3 separate regions of the Mus musculus genome follow, and regions 2 and 3 are each linked to region 1. Evidence: chromatin loops called from intact Hi-C (ENCODE). Cell type or tissue: heart. All regions are shown on one strand. Each heading gives the region's core, and the rest is flanking DNA. Links, peaks and the distances in the headings are about the cores only. Region 1 holds the start of Emc2 (ER membrane protein complex subunit 2). Region 2 holds the start of Eif3e (eukaryotic translation initiation factor 3, subunit E). Region 3 overlaps Emc2 (ER membrane protein complex subunit 2).

Region 1 (10,587 bases), core at 1,672-9,671:
AAGACAAAGAGAGAGGAGAGAGGGGGTGAGAGAGAGGGGTAAGAAGTAAGAGAGTGAGAAGTAAGAGGGACAAGTAAGAGAACAAGCAGGGGCTGAATAACCCGTTTTATGGTCTTCACTGTTGCTAGGTAACTGGGGAGGAGTTTAGCCTGAAGGTCAGAAGCTTGGGCCATTGCCTACATGACCACTGACCATGCTTCTCTTGTGGGGGCTGTTGGGGGGTAGTAACTTAGGCAGGAGCCAGAGTTCCATGAGCATGAGGGAACGGCTACCATGTTATGTAGGTGAATTATCACCACTCTCAGGGTTCAGACCTCAGCTCAACTGGAGACCAGCCTGCAATTCCCCCCAGTTTTTCTTTGGGGTTACCATCCTCTTCAATCCCTTCAATCCCTCCCCTAATTCTTCCATAGAGGTTTCTAACATCCATACAATGCTTGGCTCTGAGTATCTGCATCTGTATCAGTCAGCTGATGGTAGAGCCTCTCAGAGGACAACCATGTTAGACTCCTGACATGCATGTCCTTTTGAGTCTATGTTACCTCACTCAAAAGGATGATATTTTCTAGTTTCATCCATTTGCCTGCAAAATTCATTATGTCTTTGTTTATAACTGAATAGTATCCAATATTGTGTAAATGAACCACATTTTCTGTATTCGTTCTTCAGAGGGACATCTGATTTGCTTCAAGTTTCTGGGTATTGAGAATATGGCTGCTATGAATATAGTGGAGCATGTGTCCTTGTGATGTAGTGGAAATCCTTAGTTACAATAAGATGGCTTATATTATTTGTGATGATCATGAAGGATGTTGTTTCCCTAATTTCTTCCTCAGCCCATTTATCATTTGTGCAGATGAGGGCTATTGATTTCTTTGAGTTAATTTTGTATTTAGCCACTTTGCTGAAGTTGTTTATTAGCTGCAGAACTTCTCTGGTAGAATTTTGGAGGTCGTTTATATATAGTATTAAATCATCTGTGCATAGTGATACCTTGACTTCTTCCTAACCAATTTGTATCTCCTTGATCCTCTTTTGTTGTCTTATTGCTCTAGCTAGAACTTCAAGTACTATATTGAGTACATAGGGAGAGAGTGGGCATTCTTGTCATGTCCCAAATTTTAATGATTGCACTGCTTGAGAGGGATTAGGAGGTGTGGCATTGTTAGGGTAGTTATTGGAAGAAGTGTGTTACTGGGAGTGGGTTCTGAGGTTTCAACAGCCCAAGCCATGACCATTGGTTCTCTCTTCCTGCTTCCTCTGGTTCTGGATGTAAAACTTTCAGCTGCTTTCAGCATCATGTCTGCCTGTATGCCACCATAGCCCCTAACCATAATGATAATATACTAAAACTCTGAAATTGTAACCAATCCCCAAATACATGTTTTATTTTATAAGAGTTGCTATGATCATAGTGTCTCTTCACAGCAATAACACACTGACTAAGGCACCCTCTTTTTGTCATTTGACAGTATTTGGTTTTGTAGACATTAGAATAGGAACACTTGTTTGTTTCTTGGTTCTATTTGCTTTCAGTTCCTTTTTTTTTTTTGAAATTTTTTCACCTTAGGATAGTGTTTATATTTAGTGATAAACATGTTTCTTGAAGCAGCAAAAGGAAAGATTCTGTCTTCTAAATAGTCAGCTAGTCTGTCTTTTTTGATGTGTGATTTAGGTCACTGAATTTTAGTTTTTATTGAAAGGTATATATTGTTCCCTGTCATTTTATTAATCTTTTCGTGTTTGAGAATTTCTCTTTCTTCTCTTTAATGAGTGATGAAACATTTGCAGCATTTTTTCCCTTATTTAACCTCTTTATTGTGTTCATCTTTTTTTTTTTCAGACTGAAGTATTTATTCCAATATTCTCTGTTGGGCTACTTTAGTGGTCAATAATAATTCCTTTTGCTTGCTTTTTATCATAGTTTTTATTTCACCATGAATTATGGCAGACATTTGCTGGGTATATTAGAGAGGGTGTGCAGTAATAATCTTTCAAAGTTTGAGAGATATTAGTCCTTCTTGAGTTAATGGATTGAAAAGAAAAAGTCAGAAGCTTTTCTGACTGGCCTGCCTCTCTATGTGACTTGGCTCTTCTTTGCATTTTCAGTACACTCTCTCTGTTCTGTAGATTTAGGGTTTTAAATATAATATAAATGAAGAGTTTCTCTTCTTGTTCTGCTTCTTTGCTGTTCTATATGCGTCTTGTGTCTAGATAGGCTTCCTTTCACTATATTTGAGAAAATATCTTCCATGATGTCATTTTATGGCATTTGCATGAAAAATTTCTTCTTGGATATTTAGAATATGTAGGTATTGCCATAGTTTTTGACATCTTCTGTTCATACATTCAAAAAATCATTGACCTTGACTGACTCATACATCATTTTTGTTTTCACCTCTTCATACATGATATTTTATCTCCAATACCATCCATTCAGTTGGTGAGGATGTCCACTTAACTTTTTACTTGACCTATTTTTTGGAATGCTTAGTAGTGTTTTGCTACTTTTATTTTCATGGTCACCTTTTCTTTTTTTATAATTTATTTTTTTAATTAGGTATTTTCTTCATTTACATTTCAAATGCTATCCCAAAAGTCCCCCAGACCCTCCTCCACTCCCCACTCCCCTACTCACCCACTCCCACTTCTTGGCCCTGGAGTTCCCCTGTACTGAGGCATATAAAGTTTTCAAGACCAATGGGTCTCTCTTTCCAATGATGGCCAACTAGGCCATCTTCTGATACATATGCAGCTAGAGGCATGAGCTCTGGGGGGTACTGGTTAGTTCATATTGTTGTTCCACCTATAGAGTTACAGACCCCTTTAGCTCTTTGGGTATTTCTCTAGCTCCTCCATTGGGGGCCCTGTGATCCATCCAATAGCTGACTGTGAGCATCCACTTCTGTGTTTGCTAGGCCCCGGCATAGTCTCACAAGAGACAGCTATATCTGGGTCCTTTCAGCAAAATCTTGCTAGTGTATGCAATGGTGTCAGTGTTTGGTGGCTGATTATGGGATAAATCCCCGGATATGGCAGTCTCTAGATGGTCCATCCTTTCATCTCAGCTCCAAACTTTGTCTCTGTAACTCCTTCCATGGGCATTTTGTTCCCAATTCTAAGAAGGGGCAAAGTGTCCACGCTTTGGTCTTCGTTCTTGAATTTCATGTGTTTTGCAGATTGTATCTTGTATCTTGGGTATTCTAAGTTTCTGGGCTAATATCCATTTATCAGTGAGTGCATATCATTTGAGTTCTTTTGTGATTAGGTTACCTCACTCAGGATGATGCCCTCCAGGTCCATCCATTTGCCTAGGAATTTCATAAATTCATTCTTTTTAATAGCTGAGTAGTACTCCATTGTGTAAATGTACCACATTTTCTGTATCCATTCCTCTGTTGAGGGATATCTGGGTTCTTTCCAGCTTCTGGCTATTATAAATAAGGCTGCTATGAACACAGTGGAGCATGTGTCCTTCTTATCAGTTGGAACATCCTTTGGATATATGCCCAGGAGAGGTATTGCGGGATCCTCCAGTAGTACTATGTCCAATTTTCTGAGGAACCGCCAGACTGATTTCCAGAGTGGTTGTACAAGCTTGCAATCCCACCAACAATGGAGGAATGTTCCTCTTTCTTCACATTCTTGCCAGCATCTGCTGTCACTTGAATTTTTGATCTTAGCCATTCTGACTGGTGTGAGGTGGAATCTCAGGGTTGTTTTGATTTGCTTTTCCCTGATGACTAAGGATGCTGAACATTTTTTTCAGGTGCTTCTCAGCCATTCGGTATTCCTCAGGTAAGAATTCTTTGTTTAGCTCTGAGCCCCATTTTTTAATGGGGTTATTTGTTTTTTTGGAGTCCGACCTATTTTTTTTTTTACTTCCATTATCATTCTGGTTTTATTTTTTCCAGTATTTTATCTCCTTATTAAATTATTTCAACAACATACATGAACTTCCTTATTTCATTTTGCTGTCTGTATTCTCTGTGATAATTCTTGAGTCCATTGTGAGTTGTTGTGCCATATTTAAAATGATTTTTAAAATTCTGTATATGAACTTCTATGTTAATCATTTTTGCTGGAGGCCATTTGAATGAGGTTGGTAATTTTTGGCGGTATCAAGTTGTCTTAAATTTTCATGCTTCTTAGGTTTATCTCCTGGGATATGACTATTAGGGGGTCAAATTGTTGCTTAAGACTGGAGGTCAGCTGTGGTGCAGTGCTATGTTAGATTGGTGTTCCAGGTACCAGGCTCTATCTTTTGACTGCTGCTGAGGGTTGAGTTTGAATATTTCCTGTTTGCAACTATTCAGTAACTAACCCATTTTTCATAACAGTAGATAATAACTGAATACAAAATGAGTATAAAATGGATGCTTTTTAAATATTAGTTCTTGAAGTGGTGAGTCAATGGCACTGTGTATACTGATAGTATGGGTGGAAGGGAGGCAAAAGGGTCACAACTGCAGTGTGACTAGCAATAAGTATTGGGCTGTTATACTGGAAGTAGAGGAGATTGGCCCACATAGGATTTTAAATAATTGAGTAAAAGCAAAAATGGGGGGGGGCGTGTGGGACATTTGGTTAATGATAGACTAAAATGAAGAGGTAAGTTTAAAGTAGGTCTGCATTTGAGCTTTCAGAAATGGAAAAGTAAGAGGAATGGGTATAAGAAAAGAGAAAGAGGAAAAGGAGAGATAGAGGTAGACATAGAGATAGATAGATATAGATAAATAGAGAAGGATGGAGGAAAAGCAAAAAAGAGAAAGAAACAGTATGGGATAATATTTACACTGCTCCGTTTTATCAGAGCATTGGTATGAATTTGACTGAAGCATTTAATATTGTTTTGAATGAAATATTTTTTTAAGTCTGCTTAGTCTGAGGAGAAACTTTTTTGTTTATATGGAGATTTTAGTCAACAATAGTATCACATCATATATTTGATATTTTGGTAAAAGCTATTACCTTCCAACATGGTAACTATTAGAAGAGATAGATAAGTTAATTAATTGTAGTAATAATCTCAAATCATTACCCTATACACCATATATATATATATATATGTATATATATATATATATACATATATATATACATATATATATATATATTCTTTTGTCAATGATACTTCATTAAGGCTGAGGTATCATTGAGGACTGTGAAAGAATTGAATGAGTCTAGCTAAAGGAAAATAAAAAAACCTGGAGCGGCAGACACTAAAGACATTACATTTGATAAAATCGCAGGAAAAGTAGATAGTTATCTAAAGTTGCAGTAAAAGTAGAAAGTTACCTCAGCCCAAGTACCTCAGCCTCAGCTGTCTGTCACAGACTCCTTCCTCAGCAGCTCCCTCAGCTCCCCGCTGGCCCCGCCCCGCCTCGCCCCGCCCTCCGGCCCCGCCTCTCCGGCTTCTTCCCACTAGTCTGGCCACTCAGACCTCTCTGGCTCCGCCCTCTCTCCTCTTGAGTGGTTTACAAATGAGAGGAAGATTCCGCCCACTCCCCGCTATCGACCAATAAAAACTGGCTTCGTCATTTGCCACTTCCCGGTCGCGGGTGAAGTGCTGCGTCTCCCCGCCCTCTCTCCTCGCCGACTCCGGGTTCTAGGAAGATGGCGAAGGTCACTGAGCGTTACGATGTGACTTGGGAAGGTAATTTTGGGCGGGGAGGGTGCAGGAAGACCCAAAGCCCTGGGAAATGGTTTAGAATTACCCAGAATCCCCGGAGAGATTCGTACCCGGTTGTGTCCTCCGTCGGGCAGCTCTCCCTGAACTGCCCGAACCGAGTGGACACTGGGGCTGGTTCCTTCCTGGGCCCGGCCACAATCTGCGGCGTACCAGTGTCGCGATTGCTGGCCCGTACACCGATCCACCTGCCTCTCTGCGCACCGGTTTTGTCATCTACTGTTTAGGAGGCAGGAGGGACGCGGAGCTGCGGCTGTCACACAGCATGTGGTTTCTGGGAGGCGAGGAGGCGGGATCAATGTGTTGAAGCGAAGAGATAGTCCAATGGGATCTGTTTCTTCAACATGCACTTTCCATGGGTTTAGAAAGTCTCCCCTTTTAACTTCCTTGGCCAGTCCTATTTAAAGCACACACAATGTAGCTTCCTACTTACTTTCTGCCAACTAATTCATTTTCTGAAGGAGATTGTAACTGGTTAAATTGGAGGTATGTGTTCACATGTGATAGTCTTATCCTGTCTGATTGACCAAGAGTGGAGAATCTTTAAATAAAATATTTAAATCTTGGATCAGTTCTGTATGAGCTGTTATCTCTTTCAAAAAACGTTGGTGGGAGTCATGCTTAAGAAAATAAATGGGTGTTTTTAAAAGCATGAGATTTCTGTCCATATTCCCAGCAGTTGGCACAGTACAGTGTACTTCAGTAGCTAGTTTGCCCATTGAATACTTTTGTGGGATCTTTAACATGTAGAGTGAAATTTACATGAATTGTTTGAATGCAAATAAATCTCAAATAGTATAAGAAGGAAAAGATTTTATATTGAATAAAAAATGTAAGTCCTAGTTCTTTATGTCATATAAGACAAATGTTCAAAGAGTTTACAGTTTAATGGAACAACAGACCTGTCAATTCATTTTTAAAAGGTTCATGTCAACACATACCCTTCCACTGTAAAGTAGATAGGTTAGTAGGTGTTCCTTTCAATGCTTTTAAACATGTTATAAATACCTTAAGATTGTTGAAAAGTGATATTTTTAAGGTATGTGAAGGATAGCTTTTAAAATCTGTTAATGTGTACAAATCAAGGACAAAGATTATGTTACTGTTGGCAAGCAAAATGATTCTGCGTAGCTTCATGCTGTCCTGTGGGCATTCTAAGGTATAGCGATATAACTAGATTTGGAATAGTGACTGCTGTGTAATTTGTTGAGCAATGAAAGAAGAAATTATTTTTAAAGTGGTCAGTTAGCTTCTAACCTGAGAGAAAAGATTTTGTTGTTGGTTGATAGTTTTTTTTGTTTGTTTGGTTTTTGTTTTTCGAGACAGAGTTTCTCTGTATAGCCCTGGCTGCCACTCTGTAGTCCAGGCTGGCCTTGAACTCAGAAATCCACCTGCCTCTGCCTCCCAAGTGCTGGGATTATTATGTCATTCTGCTGAATGATCTGGCTCTAGATGGCATCTAGCTGGAGCCACTGCCTGTCCCAACTCTGAGCTGGCTCAGCTTGTCTTTCCTAGATTGCCTAAATTGGCATATACTTGTCTTCGTGGTTGGCACAAGTGATTCTTTCCATCAACAGAGTTCTCCCCTCATAGCCTCACTCTTAAATGTTAGTCTCTCAGAATCGTGCTCAAAAGTTACAGGTTGCAGTACCCTTAAGCACGCATCTTCTCACCCCTGCCACCATATTTACAAGAGAAGTAAAGAGGAAAAAACACGAAAATGAAAATCTCAAGCAACTGAATGGAACAAAACCTCCTGGACTATGTGCTTTCTTTCTATTGAAGCACTTGCTTGCTTGTTTTACCTCAAATTTTTTTCTCTGTTAGAATGAAAGAAACTAGGCCTACTTTGCTCACTTTTATGTAACTAGTGCTTGGCACAGCGAAGAAACTATTTACTAATTGACTGAATTATTCAAAGTGTTTACAACCAACACTAATAAGTTGTCCATGCTTTTTCTAGCTTTCTGGCCACTATCTTATGTGAACCTGGGCACCCCAGTGACTAGAACACAGTTTCCTTATTTTGTAAAATGAAGGCTTAATTTTCCTGAAAACCTGTTTTATGAGAATATGGATGGTTGATGAGATGACACTCAGATGGAGTTTTGTTTGGATATGGAGGACAGAGTCAGCTGTATCCTTAGGACCTCCATTAGCATCAGAAATGGATCCAAAGAACACAATAGAGTGTGTATGTGTGGGGTGTCTGTGTGTGTGCATATATATGTCTCTTTGTGTGGTGTTTGTTACATGTCATACATGAGAGTGTGGGTGTGCATAGGCACAAAGATGCCAGGAGAGGGAGTTATATATCTTGCTGTACACTCTTTATTTGAGGCGGGGTTTATCACTAAACCTGAAGCCAGGCTAGAAGACTGCAAACGCCAGTGAGCAATATCTCCTCCCCTGACCTCTTTCCTAGTGCTGGGGTTAGAGCCAAGCAGGGCTCTTTATGTTTTGCAAGGGATTCAACTCAGGATCTTATGGTTGCAAAACATGGACTCTTACCCAACAAGAGCTCTTAACCACTGAGCATCTCTCCAGACCCTGTAATTTTTGTAATAGGAATGCATATAAAAGACTTTAGTAAGTTTAACACTCTTTTAAGTCTCAAATAGATGATATAAACAAATAAAATGTTCATTTCGTAAGCCAGTTGAAAACATTTGTTAAGTAGAATATTTAGAATTTAGACTTGTAAGGAAAGTAGTCAAGTTTCTTGAGAATATATATTTAGGCATGGCTGGATAGGGTGCCTTGTGCAGAGCCTAGCATAATAGATGTGAAATGAGTTTTTAAAATACTGTAGAAAATTTTGTTTGTATTCCTCCCTTTTTACTTCATACCTTAAGAAGCCACAATTTTGACAGTTCATGGATGCAGTTTCCCTCTCATATCTAGAAGACATAGTCTCATAGCTGACATTATGGTTTGCTGACTCTCAACTTTTCGGCCACATTTTTGTGATTTTCTCTGAGATTGAGGTATAGGCACTGCATTGTATAAGTATCAACAGTTTGGTTTCTGTATCTTACTTTTTCTTTAAGGTGCTAGGAAAACCTTGTGCCAGTTCAAATGTTTATATTTTATATATCTGTTATGCTTACCATTACAAATAACTCCCTCTTTGTAAGATTTTGATTTTTTTTTATCTTTTTGTATGTATGTGTGTGTATGTATGTAGATGTCGTAAGTTCCTGCCAGGTGTTTGTCTATTGATTTCTACCTAATTTTACAAAACAGTTTTTCCCACTATATCTTGAACTCACTCATTGGCTGGACTGATTGGCCCGTGGGTCTCCAGGATCCACTTCTCTGTGTTCTTAAAACTAAGGGAGAGTGTCTCCATGTCCAGGTTTTTGCAGTGGTTCTAGGGATTGGAACTAAGGTCTTTATCTATCCTTCTGCAGTAAGCACTGTATCAGGTGAATTGTCTTTCCCCCCTGCCCCTTGTTTTTGTTTCTGAATAGCGATTTCTAGGTTTACTTCATTTTTTTCACACTGTTCTTTTGATGGGTTCTCTGCATCCATTTGCTGCCAAGTGCTGGAACACATTAGATTGACTTCGCATCTCACTAGTGCACTGCCATACATAGCTGGAAGAACACTTCTACTGAAGTTTCTATGCATTGTAATAACTTACATGTTGCCTTCAAATTTAGTACCCACCTCATCCATTAAGAGCCATGGCAATTTCATTATCACTAATTTGGTGATCCAAATTTTGGGACTATGAATAATTGTTAGAAGGTATATACTGATTCATATAAGTGAATCTGTAAATGGTCTTTGAGTATTTATATTGGAATGTTGGAAATACATGGAGAAAGGAGTTTTGTACAAAAGAAACAAGAGTAGGAAGCAGGCTATTTCCTCATTTCTTGAGGTTCAGGTGTCTTAGCACAGTGAGACCTAGTCCTTAGGGAAAAATAAACAGGATAGCCCATTTGTAACCTCTCCTATTGCTATTACCCCTAGTACAAAGACAGAAGTTAATAGCATACAGAGAGTGATTAGTAGCTTACCTTTAAAGTATACAATAAAATGAGCTTGGATTTGAAGAGCATGCTGGCTTTGGGGAACAGCTTTAAAAAGAAGTATACTCAAGGGAGGGATGCTCCCCAAATTTTCTTTCTAGCCAGAGGTTTCCCCTTATTTTGCTTACTTAAGGTAGCCTAGCCTTTTGTAGTGTTTGATGTTTACTAGAATGCTTCCTATAAATTACTCGATAGTAGGAGTCCTAAACTCACACTACATAAATGGGGGCAGTGTATGTATGAAGTTGGCTGAAAGACTGTAGCAGTGCCTATGAGGAATTCACAAGGGCTAGTAATTTAAATCGACTTAGAAGTAAAAGAAAAGTCCAAACCACACCACTGTCCAAACCTGGGCTCTCGGTTTTGCTGTATTTAAGTTTCACAAGAGCCCGTTAAAGCTTCTAATCCTGTGTATTTAATAACCAAAGTGGTAGAAATGTTCAGTGATAAGTCCCAAATCACCACTTTCAGGTTGATGAGGCAGTTGATTTAATACTAGTTCTCCAGCTACATCCCTTGTCATTCTGCTTCTTAGTGCCTAGAGCCAAGCATCGGCATGTTTTCTTTTAATAAAGAAGAACCTGATAGTAAGTATTTCTATCTAAATGTTCTAAATGTCAGCAGCTTTGTGTATTATTTGGCTTGTATTGGCTCTTCCTGTAACATTACAGCACAGAAAAACAAAACCTCCCTAAACATATGTTCTAATAAAAGTTGGCTTGCAAAACAATTGGCTACAAATTTTGGCCATAAGGTGGTAGTTTCTTGACTCAAATTTAAATTTTCTGCTATAAATGCAAAGTGAAGAGCAAGCCAAAGATAGTGTAGTTAGAACAAGATTAATAGTGTTTGGGGTTA
Region 2 (10,587 bases), core at 938-8,937, 190 kb before region 1:
CACCATATTGGTATCACTAAGAAGATCTAATTTTCCTTGTAATAATTCTTTTTCATTATAAATCTGCAAGAAAAAAAAAACTTAATGAATATTTAAATTCTTCAGTTTATTTAAAAACCATACTTCACGAAACTATTTTGAAAAAGTATGTGTCTGTGTATGTGTTGGGAAGTCAGGAGAACAGGTTTCAATCCCTGAATGCCACACAAAAATGAAGAGAAATGACCTCACAAAGTGCTCCTTTGTTCTCTGACCTCCATGCATGTGCTGTGCTAACCAATGCACCCTAGGGCCCCCCACCCACCATTTTTACTTAAAGAAAGCGTCATAGGGCTAGATATACAGGTCAGTAGAAGAACACTGGTGTAGTGTATATGTATATAAAGGCATTGATTCACCACCCAGGATCACCTGCGTGAGTTTGTCCATATACAGACACAGACAGACACAGACACAGACACACACACACACACACTGTAAAAGAAAAGAAACCAATATAGGAAGCACTCAATTTACACAAAATATCCTGTCTACACAAATATTTGAAAATCAATGTCATTCCCATTTACTTCTGATCTCAATTATTGTTTTATCAAGCAATCTTTTACTTGTTCTAGGAAAGATATGCAATACACAAAAGTATCCACACCTTCTCTTCTTCTCCACACCCAGGTAATTAGGAATAGGCTCTTAAATATTTTACCTCCTTACTATCCTTTGCATCCCCATGATGACTACCCACCACTCCTTGATGTGGCCACTCCTTTACCTTTATATTTGTCTCATTTAAGAGTTGCAACCATTTAAATGCTTCTCCATCTGTACCTCTAAAATTAAACTAGAACCAATTTTGTAAGTCAACAACCTCATGACAAGGTTTTGCTTTGCAAAGGGTTCTGGAAACACATATTAACTCACAGGAAATACATTATACATATAGACTCACAAACATGAAGGCTACTTAGGATATGTTAGGAACCTGAGAGATACTTAGCCAAATAAGACTCATGTCCTGAGTTTAATCTTGCAAAGGAAAGAAAGATCTAGTAAGAATTCACAACCATGTAACACAGACTCAAACGTGAATGTTCCAAATTAGATATAAAACTCCAACAAAACAGTAACAAATGACAATCCAACTGAAATGGGTAAAACATCTTAATAGTCACTAACAAATCAAGATAATCAAATGAACAAAACAACATAAGCTCTCATTAATCAAAAGGAAGTATATATAAAAACTATGATAAAAAAACAAAACAAAAAACCTGAGAGTATCAGTCTTAGTGTGAATGAAGACTAAACAGAACATTCAAATCCTACTAGCAAGAACACAGTCATTTAAGAAAAAAGGTTTTTAAGCCGGGCGTGGTGGTTCACGCCTTTAATCCCAGCACTCGGGAGGCAGAGGCTGAGGCAGGCGAATTTCTGAGTTCGAGGCCAGCCTGGTCTACAAAGTGAGTTCCAGGACAGCCAGGGCTATACAGAGAAACCCTGTCTTGAAACCCACCCTCCCCCCCAAAAAAGAAAAAAAGGTTTTTATTTCCTGACATCATACATGCTTTGACTCACCAACTTTGTAAGATATTAAAACAAGAGTACATCTATTTAAAGTATAATTCCCAAAAATCTTTACAGTACACAGTCGTTTAGTACTAGAATGGATGAACAAACTGGTAGACTACAACAAATTAACCATCAGCACTGATGGTCAGTATTCATAACTGCCGTCACAGGGCCAGTGACTTTCACAGATGGAAAGATGACTCAGGAATTAGTTCGTGAAGCCAGGGGTGCTGGTATACATTTGTTAATACTCAGGACGACCTCTGGAGTAGGGAGTTCTAGACCAGCTAGGACTACACAGGGAAACTCTGTTTCTAAAAACAGCTTGGAATATAGATCACAGTGGTAGACAGCCTGCTTGTCACATCAAGGGATTGGAGTTCAAAACATTAAACAAGTATAAAATCCTGTTGGTGAATTTCATTTATATGAAGAAAAAGAAAGTTGGGGGTGGTGATATACTTTTGTAAAGTCAGCCCTTGGGAAAATTACAGTCAGGTAAGGAGTTCAAAGCCCTCCTGGGTTACCTAGCAAGCAAGATCTTATCTCAAAGGGAAAACAACCCCTCCACAACAGTCAGACAAATCAGGTGAACAGAGCTTACACTGAGAGGTAGAATGACTGAGAAGCTGGTTAAAATAGAAAAAACAAAAGAACAAAACCAGAAACAAAACAAAACAAACCTCTGAAGTGCAGAGGAATCGAGACAGAGGACGATCCTAACCCATGCCCAAATTCAAAACCCACTCTTCTTATCTTGGCACTCACCCTCTAACCTGACACTTCACACAATAAACTGTGACATGCAAATTCATAATTCATTTAACTATTCAATGATTATTAAAAGCCTTTATGCAGAACTATTTCAAGTGCTGAGGCCATGTGGAGAACCTAGATTAGAAACCAGTTTTTCTCTCCTGGAACTTTTATACTCCAATATACAAATGTATCAGTAATGGCAAACATCATGACCACTGCCTCTGTCCTAATTACCTAGCTTCCAAGACTCAATTCCCCCTTTCAAAGTACTTTTTTTGCCCACTAATGGTTAACAGAAATTCTTGAATTTTAACAGTATTTAGTCAATACTTGCCTGATATGTATCATTTTTACCTTACAGACACATCAATCTATAAAAAGGTTACATTTTTCAATGGTGAGATGCTGGAGATTTAGCTTGGATTTTTCATAGTTTATGTCTCAATATTTAGGAACGGTCTTCCTCTTGAAGTATTAAAGCCACCGTACTACCCCGGTAATAACATTCTTTTAGATGTTTCCCGAGTCTCAGTTATAGCCTTGCCTATGAATAAACAATCTACACTTACACATTCTTCCCTTAAAAACATAAATGCATTAAAAAACACAAAAATATTAAGTTCAGGCAGATCTAAAATATCTCTGCTACACTAGCAAGGTGAGAGACTTCAATATGTATATATCTATATCTGTATCTGTCTATCTATATATATATATATCATATACTCAGAAAATGAAACAAAAGACAGTCAGAACTTTTTCTCTCTAGTGTGCAGACTACAAAATTCAATGCAAAAAGAATATATCCATCAAGCTCATGACCCACCTGTCAAGACATTCTTCAGCATTTATTGAAAATTAATTTTGCTGTTCCCTGCTGACAATACACTTGTTTAGAAAACTTCCTATGAATATAAATACTATACCTGTCATATAAACCGTAGCTATCTGGAAGCGTATATATGTCATCAAAACAGTTTTACTAGACTTTTTAGAAAACTGCCAGTGAACACAAAATACCTGCCCCTGAATCTGCAGTTCCCTGTTATAATCTGTGTCCAGAAAGCACAACTTACTAACTCTGCTAGACAAAATTCTAGCCTTACACTTTACTTACTGTAATTAGTAAAATGCATCAATTTCTCCATAAAGCCAATATATAGTTAGCCATAATAGTTCTAATCCAATACTTCTTCTCAGTACCCCCAAACAAACTCCTAAATTCAGGACTGAAACGTATTAAGTCCCCAAACTACATACTTAGGACATCTCATTGAACATTTATGACTGAATCATACTTCGTTAAGTCTGAACATCAACACTAAAAACAAAGTTTACATTGCAGCTTGTGGGTTATTCTTGGTCCTCACTCTCATCTGACAAAGTACGCTACATTCCTATGAAATAAATATCTATCGATGACCAGGAAATTCACAGCAAAGTATCCACAACTTCAAGGAAATTAGAATGCCTGAAATGTAAGAGAATCTTGTAATGGGATTCTGAACACAACCCAAATCCAAGGCCATAGACTCAATTTCTAAAAAGAAAACTGAAATTTCCAATAGCATCCGTGGCGAGCCCAAAGCACTCGCTCAGCCAACGCAGCTTCAGGCAAAAACAGACATGGCCGCCCGCAGGATCCTGAGCCTCGGGCCAGGAAGCAAAGACCCCGGCGTCGCCAGAACCCCGCGCTGTCACCTCACCCCTCCGGACGCACAGCCGAGTCCCACCGCCCCGAGCACCCCGACAGCGCTACGATACGCGGGAAGCTGCTGTCCCAGGGCCCAGCCCGTGTCTGTCAGGGCGGCCCAAGCCGGCTTCCGGCTCGCACGTGTGTAGGCCCTGCCGCCGCCTCCCCGCGTCTCCAGGCGCCTCTCTCGTCCCTACGCCGTCCTCCTTCTCAAAGCTTCCTCACCTCTTTCACAGAGAGAAACTCAAGAAGCGGAAAGACCAGGTGCCGATCCAGAAAATGCGCGATGCGAGTAGTCAGGTCGTACTCCGCCATCTTGCCGGGGGAAAGGAGCGCTTGTTCGCTAAAACTTTATTGACAGCTCCGAGAGGCGGACAGGCCCCGCACTGCGCATGTGCAGTAGTGGCCCCGCCCAAGCGTGCTGATGACAACGGCAGCAGTTGCGCGTGGTGGCCTCTCCCTCCCTCCCCACGCCTTCTGGGTGGGGCTCAAACTTTGCACATAATTTCTCTTGTTTGGAAGTTCTGTCGCTTCTTGTACCAATAAAGAAAAGCTAGTTTTAAGGAGGAAAGAACCCAAGAGTTTAGTTTTACACATAAGTAGACGAAGTATAGCCTGCCTGACATCTACGTGGAAAGAGTACATATTTGAAACTACAACTAGGTCTCAAAGATCAGTACTAAAGCAATACACTATTAACTCTGGGTAACTTACTAATGGAACTGAAAACCATGCATAAAATTAAGCTGAAAGAGTGTTTGAAAGAGAGGTGAGGGAGGTTAAATCTAGGTAATTCACCTTACACAAATGGGGGCAAGTATGATCAAGCCTAGAAACTAGATCACTGAAATATATGTGATGGCTATTTATGGTGGTCAACTTGACTACATTTGGAATCTAACAAAATCACAAGCAGTTAGGTACATCTGTGAGAGATTTTTCTTAATTAAGCTATTTAAGATAAGACCTATCTTAAATCCATATCACTAAGATGAGAAGATCCACCTTTAATCTGGACCTTTAGGCAGGCTAAGTATAGAAAAAGAAGATTAAGCCCTTTGCTAGCTTGCCCTTGTTCTCCCTGGCAAGTTCATTCTTTCGCTGACATTAAAACCTAGTTCTCCTGGATTCCAGCTTATACTGAAGATCACCTAGGACATCCAGCCTTAATTGAACAGCTACTATATTCTTAGACTTTTCATTGGGAGACAGACATTTTTGGAATAGACTATAACCTGTAATCCATTCAAATAAATCCAATTTACACACACACACACACACACACAGACACACACACACACACACATCTTAGGGTTTTACTGTTGTAAACAGACACCATGACCAAGGCAGCTCTTATTAAGGACATTGAATTGGGGTTGGCTTACAGGTTCTGAGTTTCAGTCTATTATCATCAAGGCAGGAACATGGCAGCACCCAGGCAGGTTTGGTTCAGGAGGATCTGAAAGTTCTACCTCTTCATCTGAAGACTGCTAGCAGAATACTGGCTTCTTGTCAGCTAAGATGAGGGTCTTAAAGCTCACACTAACACTGACATACCTACTCCAACAGGGCCACAGATTCTAATAGTGCTACTCCCTGGGCTGAGCGTATACAAACCATAACACGCATTCAACCAGTCTCTCTCTAGAAAACCCTAACTAATATAACCTGGATGAAGGAGGGAAGCACCAGAGGATCCAAGAAGCATTTAGTTAAGTAAAACAGCTCTGATAGCTCATGGCAATAAATAAAGCCTACATTTGTATTTAAATTGTTCACAGCCATTTATTTATTTACATTTACTTAAATTATCCACAACAATTTTCTCCTGTTAATATTTGACTCTGGTCATTTCTTCCTGGCACATCCTATCCTATTGATGACCTTTACATGGACTCTTTCAATTAGTTGTGGATGAAAAAATCTACTCATAGTGAACATAAAAGGCAAAAGGAGAAAGATCACAGCAACATATATAAACATGCTTTGAAGATATTTACAAGAAAGATATTCTAGTAGATCTTCTAGTAGATATAGGATGCAGGCAGTGTGAAAAGAATGGGGTTTGTATGCTGGTAGTACTAGGTGTAATACTGATCTAAACAACTAAGGGAAGATTAGAGTATTGTGAGCAGCCGATTGAAATATGAGCAGAACAGAGAGTATCAGTCAGGCTGATGCCCAATAGACTACCAATGGAATACTGCAGATAGAGAATGCTTGGCTGACTGGGTATGATACATCTTAAAATAGACAGAGAAGAGAGCACTGAAGGTGGTCCAGGAACCACTTGCATACCAGAGAGACTCATAGACAGGAAAATGAATGAGTAACCTGAGGAAACGAACTTGGAAACTTAGCTGAACACCAGTGTCTATAGGAGAGGCTGCGGTCCCAGGAAAAATAAAAAAGGACAAGAGACAAATATATTTGTGAACACTTAGAAATTTATCTTAAGTCCTGAGGAGCCTTAAAGCATTTTTGAGTATGAAAGAAAATAGTCCTATATTTCAGGAAGATTAATTCTGACAGTTGTGTGGTTCGATGACAGCTAGTGGGTTCGATGAGTGATATGTGGAGAGTCTATAAAGGCCTTCAAAGCTGGACTGGGAAACCTTGATTTGATCAGATAGGCAGTGATAGCCACTTAGTAAATTTTTAAGAAAAAGACATGAAGACAGTGATTTTTCTTTGTCCCTTAAAATTAAATTGGGTTTGACTTATAAGATTGATAAAAGTTGTGACAAATTAGAAACTCTGTTACTTTTCTTCTGGAATTTTTGTTGTTGGTTAGTCAAATGCACACACACACACACACACACACACACACATATAGAGGTTAATTTCTAAATATTGAAAAGCTAATTTTATTGATATAGTTTCTTTCCAGTGTTGTCAGAAAAGAGATATTACAGAGAAAACACAAGAAGAGCCTCACCTGGCTCACTCTGGTAGTGTCAGGTGTAAAGTTTGCTTCTTACAAACTCACCAGATGTTTAATGAACATTTAACGAATGTTTGATGAATCATTGATGAATATTGAATGATCACCATATTGAGCTCTTGAGGGACAAAGGAAAAAAATTAATTCTAGCCCACGAGGAATAGTTTCAAAGGAGTGCATTATGCAAAGAATAAGCCATCATAACATCATGAGAGGATACTCTTTGCATAGTGTTCCTGGGGCTTGACAGAGGGAAATAACTCACTGCCTGAGAAAGTAAGAGCTTCCTGGGAAAGTTAACATTTGACAGCATTTATCTGAACATATAGATGTTGGGATGTTCAAATTTAAGTAGTAGCAGAGTATGGAAGACTTTGAGAAATTCTTTTTTTTTATTAGGTATTTATTTCATTTACATTTCCAATGCTATCCCAAAAGTCCCCCACATGCTCCCCCACCCACCCACGCCCACTACTTGGCCTTGGTGTCCCCCTGTACTGAGGCATATAAAGTTTGCACGACCAATGGGCCTCTCTTTCAACTGATGGCCAACTAGGCCAACTTCTGATACATATGCAGCTAGAGACGGGAGCTCTGGGGGGTACTGGGTAGTTCATATTGTTGTTCCACCTATAGGGTTGCAGATCCCCCCAGCTCCTTGGGTACTTTCTCTAGCTCCTCCATTGGGGGCCCTGTGATCCATCCAATAGCTGACAGTGAGCATCCACTTCTGTGTTTGCTAGGCCCCTGCATAGTCTCACAAGAGACAGCTATATCTGGGTCCTTTCAGCAAAATCTTGCTAGTGTATGCAATGGTGTCAGCATTTGGAAGCTGATTATGGGATGGATCCCCGGATATGGCAGTCTCTAGATGGTCCATGCTTTCGAATCAGCTCCAAACTTTGTCTCTGTAACTCCTTCCATGGGTGTTTTCTTCCCAATTCTGAGAAGGGGCAAAGTGTCCACACTTTGGTCTTCCTTCTTCTTAAGTTTCATTTGTTTTGCAAATTGTATCTAATATCTTGGATGTTCTAAGTTTCTGGGCTAATATCAACTTATCAGTGAGTACATACTGTGTGAGTTCTTTTATGATTGGGTTACCTCACTCAGGATGGTGCCCTCCAGGTCCATCCATTTGCCTAGGAATTTCATAAATTCATTCTTTTTAATAGCTAAGTAGTACTCCATTGTATAAATGTACCACATTTTCTGTATGCATTCCTCTGTTGAGGGGCATCTGGGTCCTTTCCAGCTTCTGGCTATTATAAATAAGGCTGCACTGAACATAATGGAGCATGTGTCCTTCTTACCAGTTGGAACATCTTCTGGATATATGCCCGGGAGAGGTATTGCGGGATTCTCCAGTAGTACAATGTCCCATTTTCTGAGGAACCGCCAGACGGACTTCCAGAATGGTTGTACAAGCTTGCAATCCCAACAACAATGGAGGAGTGTTCTTCTTTCTCCACATCCTCACCAGCATCTGCTGTCACCTGAATTTTTGATCTTAGCCATTCTGACTGGTGTGAGGTGGATCTCAGGGTTGTTTTGATTTGCATTTCTCTTATGATTAAGGATGCTGCCATTCAGTATTCCTCAGGTGAGAATTCTTTGTTTAGCTGTGAGCCCCATTTTTTTTAAAAATTTTTTTTATTAGGTATTTTCCTTGTTTACATTTCCAATGCTATCCCAAAAGTCCCCCATACTCACCCCCCCCCGATCCCCTACCCTCCCAATCCCCCTTTTTGGCCCTGGCGTTCCCCTGTACTGGGGCATATAAAGTTTGTAAGTTCAAAGGGCCTCTCTTTCCAGTGATGGCTGATTAGGCCATCTTTTGATACATATGCAGCTAGAGACAAGAGCTCCGGGGTACTGGTAGGTTCATATTGTTGTTCCACCTATAGTGTTGCAGTTCCCCTTAGCTCCTTGGGTACTTTCTCTAGCTCTTCCATTGGGGGCCGTGTGACCCATCCACTAGCTGACTGTGAGCATCCACTCTGTGTTTGCTAGGACCCGGCATAGCCTCACATGAGTTAGCTATATCAGGGTCCTTTCAGCAAAATCTTGCTAGTGTATGCAATGGTGTCAGGGTTTGGAAGCTGATTATGGGATGGATCCCTGGATATGGCAATCACTAGACGGTCCATCCTTTCGTCACAGCTCCAAATTTTGTCTCTGTAACTCCTTCCATGGGTGTTTTGTTCCCATTTCTAGGAAGGGGCAAAGTGTCCACACTTTGGTCTTCGTTCTTCATGAGTTTCATGAGTTTAACAAATTGTATCTTATATCTTGTGTATCCAAAGTTTCTGGGCTAATATCCACTTATCAGTGAGTACATATTGTGCGAGTTCCATTGTGATTGGGTTACCTCACTCAGGATGATACCCTCCAGGTCCATCCATTTGCCTAGGAATTTCATAAATTCATTTTTTAATAGCTAAGTAGTATTCCATTGTGTAAATGTACCACATTTTCTGTATCCATTCCTCTGTTGAGGGGCATCTGGGTTCTTTCCAGCTTCTGGCTATTATAAATAAGGCTGCTATGAACATAGTGGAGCATGTGTCCTTCTTACCGGTTGGGACATCTTCTGGATATATGCCCAGGAGAGGTATTGCAGGATCCTCCGGTAGTACTATGTCCAATTTTCTGAGGAACCAACAGACTGATTTCCAGAGTGGTTGTACAAGCTTGCAATCCCACCAACAATGGAGGAGTGTTCCTCTTTCTCCACATCCTCGCCAGCATCTGCTGTCCCCTGAATTTTTGATCTTAGCCATTCTGACTGGTGTGAGATGGAATCTCAGGGTTGTTTTGATTTGCATTTCCCTGATGATTAAGGATGTTGAACATTTTTTTCAGGTGCTTCTCTGCCATTCGGTATTCCTCAGGTGAGAATTCTTTGTTCAGCTCAGAGCCCCATTTTTTAATGGGGTTATTCGATTTTCTGGAGTCCACCTTCTTGAGTTCTTTATATATATTGGATATTAGTCCCCTATCCGATTTGGGATAGGTAAATATCCTTTCCCAATCTGTTGGTTGCCTTTTTGTCTTATTGACGGTGTCTTTTGCCTTGCAGAAGCTTTGCAATTTTATGAGGTCCCATTTATCGATTCTCGATCTTACAGCACAAGCCATTGCTGTTCTATTCAGGAATTTTTCCCCTGTACCCATATCTTCGAGGCTTTTCCCTACTTTCTCCTCTATAAGTTTCAGTGTCTCTGGTTTTATGTGAAGTTCCTTGATCCACTTGGATTTGACCTTAGTACAAGGAGATAGGAATGGATCGATTCGAATTCTTCTACATGATAACAACCAGTTGTGCCAGCACCATTTGTTGAAAATGCTGTCTTTTTTCCACTGGATGGTTTTAGCTCCCTTGTCAAAGATCAAGTGACCATAGGTGTGTGGGTTCATTTCTGGGTCTTCAATTCTATTCCATTGGTCTACTTGTCTGTCACTATACCAGTACCATGCAGTTTTTATCACAATTGCTCTGTAGTACAGCTTTAGGTCAGGCATGGTGATTCCACCAGAGGTTCTTTTATCCTTGAGAAGAGTTTTTGCTCTCCTAGGTTTTTTTGTTATTCCAGATGAATTTGCAGATTGCCCTTTCTAATTCGTT
Region 3 (10,587 bases), core at 1,571-9,570, 55 kb after region 1:
ATAGTGCACCTCGTTTTAAATTCCAAACATCCATTTACAGGTTAGACAAGTAAATATCAACTCTATTTCTCTCTATGTGTGTGTTTAAATTTCATCTAAGTTATTCAGTTCCTCATAAATGTTTTGGAGTCTGAACCTAGGGTAGTTTTAAAATTCAATCTAAACTTTTATAGGTTATCATGCTAATTAAAATCAGCTTAAACTACCCAAGTATGTAGTGAAATATTTGTACACTTCAACTGAAGATGAAACCCTATTGCAAATATCCATGAAACTCAGAGTTCGCTCAGACTGTAAAGTACATGTGATTTCACAGGAATGATAAATAATATTTTCTTGCACAATATGAAGATGAGGTGTGATGTTTAAACTTTGCAATGAAATTGAACCTACCTAACTGAACTGTTTTTCCTTTTTAATTAGTTTGCAGGTCGAAGTAAGAAGGAAACCAAATACTCTCTTAAGGCAGTTGAAGACATGTTGGAGACATTGCAGATCACTCAGTCTTGAGGTTTCAGGAACCCATTTGACGTTAGATTTCAAACTACACAGTTGAACTTTTTGGCCTGTGACTGAATTTACTAAATATCTAGTGCTATTTGTATTCTAATTTTCTCTGAAGAGGTTGTTATAAAGAATGTTTAACTAAACCTCAGCTTGCCTTGTACTGCTAGGAAGCAGGGAGATGGAGGTAATCCATGGGACAGAGATTTAAGACCTATTGATTGTATATCCATCCTCGTATATCACCCCTACACCTTATTAAATAAACCATGGTTTATTAAACTCATGTATGAAAATTCTAGTTTCTTTTGTTTTATTGGAATTCGTGTGTTGTTGTAGAGCTCATTTGTCAGCTAAGTTCTTCTCGTTGGTGAGGAGAAACATACAAATATATAGCTTGCAGAAACAAATTATTTTGAGTATTTTACAGTGTCAGGCTGGATTTTGTTGTACATTTCAGTGGGCTGTTGAGGTTTTTATTCTTTCAAATTGTTCTAATAATAAATTTTACATAAATTATAACATTCTTTAAAATTGATGATAGCTCTGTGAAGGTTTTGTTTGATGTAGACATTTTTATCCATAAAATGCCTCAAAGGCAATAATGGGCTAAACATTTAGAATTAACCCTTTTACACATTATGGTTATTAAAGCTTTTAATTGTGAATTACATATAATATATTTAGAATCATAAAAATATCAAGGATATTGTAACCACTGGGATCTCCTTAGTTTTCAGGGGAAAGGAAAAATCTAAACTATTTTTTAAAATATTATTACTGTTCTTATATATAGTCATCTCTTTACTACAATTTCTTGTCTGTTTCTTTGAGTAGTGCATAGCCAGTACTCTGCCTTCAACAGCACTTTGCTTGTCTCCATAGGTTAGAAAAGATTTGAGTGCTAAGCACCAGGCAGCTGTCTATACAGGGCTGTTTATTCTCCAACTATGAGTAGGGGTTACAGAAAATATTGACAACTACTTTCATTATCAGCTACTTTTAACCGTTTAAATAATTCTTTGTACCAGAAAATTGTTTTTGGTGTTTAATCTTACATGTTATAGGTATTTTCATTTTATAAGTTCATGAGCAATGAACAGAAATTTGTAGTCTTCTGTGAGCTAATGCTGCCCATGTGAAGATACTTTTTCACCACCGATCTGTTAGCATAAAGATATACGTTTTATGTATACAAACCTACTTACTGCATCTCCAGCATTATGAAACATTTATATTATCAGCATTATGAAACATAAATAACCTCGTGCCTGCACCTTTTCTCCCTTGCTAGATATGAATGTATCTCTGAAGTTGTATTTGTGTAGTAAGAAAGTTAGTTCTTCCTGTGGCTGCTCCCTGCGGTTTCCTTTGATTGTTCAAAGGTATTTTTAAAATAACTTCCTGCCTAAGTTTGTTGCTAATAGTAGTAATTTATAAATTTTAATATAAGTACACAGATAATTTCTATTTCTTCTTTATTTACAGTGAGCTGTTTTGTTTAGACAATGACAGAATTTCCTTTCTGTGACAGATACAGGACATGAGTAGAAGCTGTGTCAGAAATGTGAGGCTAAATATTTGAAAATAAATATATTTTATCATAATAGAAAAACTCTAGATCTATGTAGAAAAAGCATTTGGCAAACTTCAGTTTCCATTTATGATTCAGAATAAAGCCTCAGAAACAAAAGAAAACTTTCCTTACTTGATGAGCAGAATCAACAGCAACTTAACGGCAGAAAAACTACATACATTCTCAGTAAGATACTGAGCAAAGACAAATTTTCTTCATTTATGCCACATAATTGCATAGAAAAAGGAAATAAAAGGCTTGTAAACTGAAAAGGAAGAAAGAATTACATCTCCTTCCCACTAAAAAGATTGTCCACAGAAAAAGTTTAAGGTAGCGTCCAAAATATACCGGATTCATACATTAATTCAGTAAGGTCAGTAAGGTTTTGGGTTTTTGTTTGTTTTTTGCTAAGCAAAAGAGAAATTTTTTGATGAATATGACTCATGCTAATAAAATGTATATAAAAAATCATTTTTTCGGGATTAAAGGCTTTAACATTTTAACAGTTGTTTTCTCAAAGTGGTTCTATAGAATTAACGTAATTTCTGTCAGGATTCTCCATTTATTGTAGGTCAAAAGATGATTCTGCAGTGTGTGAAAAGGCATCGCCAGAGAGGGGCATTAGCACTTGAAGACAAGAAAATTGAGGGATGGTGCTGCTAGGTACTAAGATAGAAGGCTGCAGTGAGCAGGACTCTTGGAGTGGTCAGTATGAAGATCGGATCGGCAGGCAGGAAAGGATAACCAAGAAACAGACCCATAGCTGGATGGACATTTGATTTTCGAAAGTACTGTTTGAAACAATGTGTTGGAGCAACTTTTAAAAGTACTCTGGAACAGTTACAGATAGTTAACAAAACAGCATGTGCTTTTATTTGGAGGAATTGGGTGGGATCAAATCCAGGGCCTTGACCTTGAACCCACACTTAGGCAAATGCTTTATCAAGTGAGCTACGCCCTACTAATTCTAGCATTTTGTGTTTTTGAAAGGTAATCCTGAGAGCCACTGAAATTGGAAACCCATTGTTATACTAAGTTGGTGGACAATGGAGACTTGTTGCTGTGGAGATCTGTATGTTTCATTCTTTGCTGCTTAACCTTTTTTTATGTTAGTGTTTATTGTATTATATTTTTCTCTTTTCGCTTTGCATCTTTTTTCTTTTATTTTTAACTCAAACTTCTTTTTACCACAAACCTTTTACCCCATGTATTTTATATTTTGGAGTATTTTTTTTCTTTTTAATTTAAGAATAGTTTATCACTTTTAAGTAACTATCACTTTAATTTCTCAGAAGTTAAGGTTAATTATTTCTATTTATGTTAAGTGCCCTCAATATCATGAGAAACATTAGACATTTATAAAGTAGCCTATTGATATTCATATGTAAATATTTTCCTGTAGGTCTATAGGTACACATCCATATACATTCATAATTGCAGGGGTTTTTTGCAACAAAATATTATCATCACCATAATGTAGGGAAGATACATGCTTTGTATTATAGTATGCAATACTGCTGCTCCACACAAAATAGCACAGCAGAAAGCAAGAATACAGAGTTCCTTAGCCATTGTTCTTGTACAGCTTATAGTAAATTTGGATATCTCTCAAAAACTAAATTAGAAGTAACCTTCATTAAAAAATGAGTGAATTCCAGTATGATATTTGCATCTCTATTGTTCACAAGAATATAAAAACTGTAAGAATTTAAAATTCATTTTAAAAATCTTATGTATATGGATGTTTCACCTGCCTTATTGTCTGTGCACTACATATCGAAGCCTGAAGAAGGCATCAGATTGTCTGGAGCTGGAGATACTGATGGTTATGAGCCATTTGGGTGCTGTGTATCAAACTCTGGTCCTCTCAAAGAACGAACAGTATTCTTAACTGCAGAAACATCTCTCCAGTTTACAAAATTCATTTTTAAGATGTTTAGATATGTGAGAAAATTCTCTACTTCTATCAAGTTACTGTGTAACTTTGGTGAACTTCCTTTAGCAAGGAAGTCACTATTAGGGAAGCTTATACAGTAACAGTAAAAAAATTATATAACAGAATGAATTAGAAATTTTAAGAACTGCCCATCAAATGTGGGATAAAGTATTGAGTGTCCTTTGTGACTTGAATTTATTTTCGAGTACCTCTTAGGCAAATGGGTTATGAATTACATGGAAGGGTGAGTGTGCCACATCTTCTGAGACCCCTTGTAGCTTTGGCTGTCCACAGCAATTGGCAGTCAAAGTGAAGGTCTCCAGAGTGCTAAGAAGGAACCACTGCTTTCAAATGTTCAGCTCAAATGACAACTGGTTTTGGATCTAATTTCAGTTTCCTGGCCTAACTGTCATTCTTCGTAGGTCAGAGAGGACCAGAGAAAATACAGCCCCATTGTTTGGTAACCCCTCAGTGACTTAAAACAAACTACTGGAATACAGATGCCTATCATTTTTGTAATTAAAATATTAATGAGGGGAATCAGGGTAGTGAGAAAATGTTGAAGATACATATATATTATGCGTGTATGTACACACACACACACACACATCTTTCTAAAAAGAACTTAAAAAGAACTCCAAATAGTACCTTCTACATGGTAACAAACAAACGATTGATCACCAGTAATAATCAAGATTGTGGGTAGCAAACACACCCTCCAGTGTCAGGAGCTCAGTTAGTGTGTCTAACAAGCCACCTGGTTGTCCAAAAATATGTTTTGTGAACATGTAGAATAATTTTGAAATAGAGTAATTAATGATGTATATTCCATATGACTCCAATTCCTGCACACACAAAAAAACATTATTATAAAGATTAGAAAGAAAACTGTTTTAAAGGTTAAAGAAATCAGTAAAAGGTGTTCAACAAAATATTTGTTTTCATTTTGAGGTAGGAAGCTATAGACTTCACATTCTTGATCATATTCTTTAGCTTCCCACAAGGAAATATTGACTATTCTACAGCATATTTTGTAGCATTAATAGCATTATATCTATAGTTGATATGTTAAAAATATCAATTTTAGTTGATTAGTTAAAATTCATAATTTAGTAATTATTGGTTTGAAATAACAAAGCTTTCATGTTAAGTTCTATACTATTTCACAAGCCTGTAGAAGTACGCCACCTAGTGTTTACCTTTTTTAAATTCTAGAACCCGCAGGCTAGGTTGGTATTATTTTTTTATTATTTTAAAATTTATTTATTCACTTTACAACCCCCTATCAGCCCTTGATCTCTCCTCATTCCAACTTCCCCTTCTCTCTGGAGAAGCCCCTGCACATCAAGTCACGGCAGGACTTGTCCCATCTTCTCCCACTGAGGACAGACAAGGAAGTCCATTTAGGGGCAGTTGATGTTATTTTAAACTACAAAATGTGGTCATGATTTATTCAAATCAATCCAGAGGTTAAAATAATTGTGGAACATTGTTATATATGTGCTCTAGCTTTTTGACATCAGACTTTCCTAAAGTTGTTATATATTTGATGGATGTTTTTCTTATTTGATTATCCCAATTCAGCAATTCACTTAACATGCCAACTTGTAGTAAATAAGAAATTAAGTTCAAGAGTTACAAGTTTTAAAGCCTTAGGATTAATTTGAATATATGATTATTAGTTAAATAATGTGAATAAATCAATACTTATGTGTATGTCTAACAAGGGCAGCGTCATTTATCCTTGGTGTGTTCATTGAGTTTATAAGTGTAATTGTATTAATTGAGGTCCTAGTCATTGAATATTGTCTGATGATGGAAATTTGCATTTTGGATGCACATTAGCCTGTATTCCAGTAGGAAACATTTTCAAATGTTAATACAAATGTAAATTTAAAACCCTTTGATTTGATCCCTGTGGCTTTTCAAGTAGTCTTGTGGTTTAAATCTGGAATAGTACCATAGGCTCATGTGTTTGAACACTTGGTGGCCAGTCGATGCTGCTGCTGCTTTACAAGTTCTTGGAACCTGTAGAGGGGAGCACTTGGAACCTGGAGGAAGTGCTTGTCTTGGGGCAAGACTTGAGATTCCATAGACAGGATCCCTTGCTCACCACCCTCTGCTTCATAATCATTTAGGCAGTGTTACCTCATGTTCCTGCTGGCATGCCTTTGCTGTGATAGACTGTATTCATTTCTAAAGCATGAACATAAAAAAAAATTAAAACAACCCTTCTTTGAATTTTCTTTTGTCATAGCAATGAGAAGAGTAACCAATATGCAGGCAGACATGCCCTGGAACAAAACGTCAAAACCTAAGGAGGGCTGGTTTTAAGATTTATTCATAGGGATGAAGTGTTGAGAATTGGTTCTAATGCTTTGTCTTAATTCAGCTCCCCAAATCACACAGGAATCTGCATCTCCAGATGCTAAGGGTCCCTATCCTCAATTGGTTTTTGATTAATCAATGAAGAGCCAAAGGCCAATGGCTGGGCAGGGTAAAAAAAGTAGAAGGACTTTTAGGATTCCTGGGCAAGAAATGCAGAAGAGAGAAGGAAGAGAAGTGCCATGACACTGAACCTGATGAGATTTCGGAGCTTCTGAAGAGAATCGTCCAGCAGTGGAGGTGCAGAAGGAAGGCAGCCCCATGGGAGGGCTGCCCAGAGGGAAAACAGGGCAGGAAAGGTACAAAACAGGTTTAGAAAGTGTTAACTGAGAAATACCAGAGGTGAGTGTGTGCTAGCTGAGGAGAGGTTTGGAAGCACCCAACCATTGAGCTGGTCATGGCGTATCAAAATATAAAGGTTGAATGTGTGTCTTTCATTTGTGAATCCAGAAAACTCTAACAGTGTTAGAAGTGTGATCACCACTAGGACCTCAGAACAGATTAACAATTCACCACTAAAATAAAGGTTTTTAATGAAGATACTGTTGCTTACGATGTTGAGTTCTCTAGGCTGTTCAACTAACTGGACAGTGCGAGAGAGAGAGAGAGAGAGAGAGAGGGAGAGAGAGAGAGAGAGAGAGAGAGAAAAGCATTAATATATACTAGAGATTGTGATAGAGATTTCATCAACATCGATAAAAAAACTTTAAAATTTGAATCCTGAGCTACTTACAACTACCAAAATCCTCAGTTCTATCTTTGAAAAAAAAAAAAATCCCTATTCCTCATAGTTCTTACAAATGGCACTTGTAAGAGCCGCAGTTTTTTTACTTCACGATTGGAATGTTTGAGGGCAGATGATACTGCTTACAAGATGGGCCACACTGAGTTCAGGTTGCTTGCTGAAGCAGCGCTTTCGTTCTCTGGTGGTCTCTATCTATGTCTTCTACCAACAAATGCAAAAGCTCCCAGTAAGAATGTCTCCTTTCAGTTTCCCTTCTCCTCAGGCATATACTTGTCCTAAAGAGAATGCTTAGGAAAGTGTGCTGACCTCATATTTTGTCTCCATGCCAACTGATGTCCACAAGGAGTAGCAAAGAAGTGCTAAGCTTCTCAACACTCAAACTGAGGTTATCAGTCTGTGAATTTAAATAGCAACATTTGAAAGTTATAGGCTAGGTTTATTTTTAATTGATTATGACAAATTTTGCTTAGAGCCCAGCAGGAACTCCTTGACAGCAGCTTACATTTTGCAGAAATTCAGAGTGAAAGATTTATGAAATTTCCCAATCTGCTAAGAATATGAACCAGACAGAAAAATTATCCACTAAGTTATAGTAAATGTCAGTGGCTTTAAAACAAAACAAAACAAAACAAAAAAACCCTTTAAACCCAAATTTATGTTTTAGTTCTAAAGGATATATACATTTTATTTATAATATTGCCTTATGGCTTTATGGTACCCAGAGTCTCTTGCAGTTGCCATGGGGAGCTCTGTTGTTCGTCAGTGCAGAGTTTTCTGCTTGGCACAAAATATATTTATGATGGCATCTGTGTTTGCTGGTTGTTGCATTTGCAGTGGAACTTGTATTTCAGCCAGTTGAAGAGAAGGGGAAAGAAAGCATATTAAACTTGACTTCTGGGCAATGAAACTGAAGCTTCTCGTTACTTGCATTGATTCATTCCAAGAACACAAAATGTAGCTGCAGTCGTGTTCCCTTGTTCTATACATGAGGCAGGCTTTTCTAATAATATAAAAACCCAGGAGATCAAGAACACTGTACTCTGTCAGTTGACAGGGCACTGGCTTTTAATTGGAATTTTAATATGGGGAATTAGTCCATATGGAAATTCTGAATTTTGTTTGCTTATTGAAGAGGAATCATCAATATCATATAATGCATCATTTACTTTAAACAAGGGGAACCTTTTTCAGATTTTTAAGGCAGGGTTTCCCTATCACCAAACCTAACTTTGAATGCTCGATCCTTTTCCCTCAGCTTCCCAAGGGCTGGGATTACACGCGTGTTGCTATATCACCCAACTGCAACTGAAAATCTAAATAAACTATCTTAAAAATTCAGCTTTCAGTTATAATGAAAGAACCAAGATAGGAAATGACAGTTAATTTATTAGAGTCTGCGATTTTTTCTTAAAAATAAATTTTGTTTTAGATTTACCATATATTGTTCAATCCAGTTTTACAAGTTTGGCTTTGTCTACTACATAGCCCTGTTTGATCATCATCAGACTATCATCAGGCATCCCAAGAGCAATCAAGACTATAGAAACACTTTAATATGGGTCCTTAATATAAAGAATTAATGCTTAGGTATATACATTATTTTCATTGTAATTTTGTAGATTTTTAAAAATTTCAATGTTTGCAGTATTAGAGACAGCATTTGATTCAACATGAACTTACAATGTTTCATGTCACAGATATGGTGGTACATATGTGTAAAAGGGGTGATAGTGATATCATTGTTGCACCTTGCTACTGAGGTTGTAGTCTACCAGGTCCAGACAGCTTTCCTGTGCTTGGCGGAAAATGGAATACTCCCTTTTCTTAGAGGGTCTTCATCTTCTCCACGACCTGTGGAGTTTGACCCTCAATCTTCGACCTGAGGAACGTCTCTCCATGGAAATGAAATATCCCCAGAACCTTAAGCCTCAGCCAATGAAACTCAGCCAAAGAAGAATCCCTTCCCTCTCTCTAAGTTTCCTTTTGTCTTGATTCAACCTGAATAAAGTGCATGTGCATAAGCTGTTTCACTGACCCTCAGCTAAAAGAGCCGCTTCGTTGAATACGGTATAAGAGCCGGTATAAGCGCCTGTAATACTAAAATCCTAGGAGAAGGCCTTCTCCTTGCTACATCCCCTGCCAGACCTGGATCCTGCCAACCCATCCATTTTAGACTGCCTGCCATTCTTTCCTACCTGGTATGCAGCAGTACCTGGACACCACAAGGTAAGAAGTGGAAAATGGAGCCACAGATAATGATCTCATTCTTAGATTTTGCCCTCAAGGAGCTTTCTTTTAGTATGAAAGATAGTCAATAAGAAAGAAAATTCTTCTTTTTTTTTTTTTAAATCACTAATCAACTTTCCAAGATGTCAATGTAAGAGTGAAAGTCCAGCATCTCATAACTGAATGCTTATGCAGCACCTTCAAACGATAATGAAACTAAGGGTTGGGAAATTTTGTGATCCCATGTGGGAAGAGTTATGCTTTTCTTATTTATTTATTTATTTTTAAAGACAGGTTTTCTCCATGTAGTCCTGTCTGACCTGGCTGGAATTTGCTATGTAGACCAGACTGGTTGTGAACCTCTGCCTCCCAAGTGCTAGGATTAAAAGTATATGCCACCTTCCCAGCATGTCCCACCACTGCATGACATGCCCCATTTATAAGGAGGAGAAAACAAAACATTTTAAAGTGATAGGTTTTATGTCTTTCTTGCTAGGAGCGAGGTTAAGACCCAGAATTTGTATAGTAGAACAGGAAATTCCAATATACTTTAAAACATATAAGAGATATCTGTAATTTCCATCTACTATAAAGTACCTGTGGGGCAGTTTTTTTGTTTGTTTGTTTTGTTTGTTTTTTTTTGTTTGTTTGTTTGGTTTTTTTTTTTTTTCGAGACAGAGTTTCTCTGTGCAGCCCTGACTGTCCTGGAACTCACTCTGTAGACCAGGCTGGCCTCAAACTCAGAAATCTGCCTGCCTCTGCCTCCCAAGTGTGCCACCACACCCAGCTCTGTGACAGTATCTTTATTACTACTACTTTGGAAATATACAACTAAAACCACTGGGGATTTTTGTTATAGACTATAACAGCTAAAGAAAATCTAAAGAGAGTGTTAAGTATGTGACAAGCTTTCTTTTAAAGATAAAATACATGATTTCAAAAGTGACATCAATTCTTACATTTTTTTCCCTTATCTTAGAAAAATGATTTACTGACCATAGTTTTATGGAGGAGAATTAATTGGTTTAAATTTTACTATTGTCTTCTATTTCTATTTTTTTATTTTAAATAATCATGCTCATTCATTAAAATATTTATCTCTGCTCATTTGAGCACTTAAAATTCCATGGCAGTGTTCAGTAAAGTCTGGTAGTGGTTTTCTTGTGTGATAGAACATTATGAATCATAATTTTCTGAAATAATAAAAGAATCTTA

Evidence for each region. Hi-C counts contacts between places; a loop is a spot of excess contacts. Peaks named below come from ENCODE experiments on the same cell type or tissue, not always from the same donor. Only the 100,000 strongest peaks of a DNase experiment are listed, where the experiment ranks them.
Region 2: it touches region 1 in a loop (3-fold over the local background); 19 of 42 quality-filtered maps call a loop at or near these places.
Region 3: it touches region 1 in a loop (2.4-fold over the local background); 4 of 42 quality-filtered maps call a loop at or near these places.

What each region holds. Positions count from the first base shown.
Region 1 is chr15:43,471,670-43,482,256 of GRCm38, forward strand. Emc2 (ER membrane protein complex subunit 2) reads left to right here and starts at 5,560. Exons shown (of 11, transcript NM_025736.2): 1 at 5,560-5,656. The coding sequence starts at 5,617. Gm10373 (predicted gene 10373) reads right to left here and starts at 5,367. Exons shown (of 3, transcript NR_046064.1): 1 at 5,299-5,367. In heart, for the core only: no CTCF peak of the experiment used is centred there; a DNase peak (open chromatin) is centred at 5,512; H3K4me3 peaks cover 1,352 bases; H3K27ac peaks cover 708 bases.
Region 2 is chr15:43,278,360-43,288,946 of GRCm38, forward strand. Eif3e (eukaryotic translation initiation factor 3, subunit E) reads right to left here and starts at 4,377. Exons shown (of 13, transcript NM_008388.2): 1 at 4,244-4,377; 2 at 1-63. The coding sequence starts at 4,333. In heart, for the core only: no CTCF peak of the experiment used is centred there; a DNase peak (open chromatin) is centred at 4,402; H3K4me3 peaks cover 2,151 bases; H3K27ac peaks cover 1,500 bases.
Region 3 is chr15:43,526,974-43,537,560 of GRCm38, forward strand. It overlaps Emc2 (ER membrane protein complex subunit 2), which reads left to right. Exons shown (of 11, transcript NM_025736.2): 11 at 424-804. The coding sequence ends at 510. Among named protein-coding and RNA genes, the nearest start is that of Gm41316, 29 kb to the left of the region's middle. In heart, for the core only: a CTCF peak has its summit at 5,208 (motif pointing left); no DNase peak of the experiment used is centred there.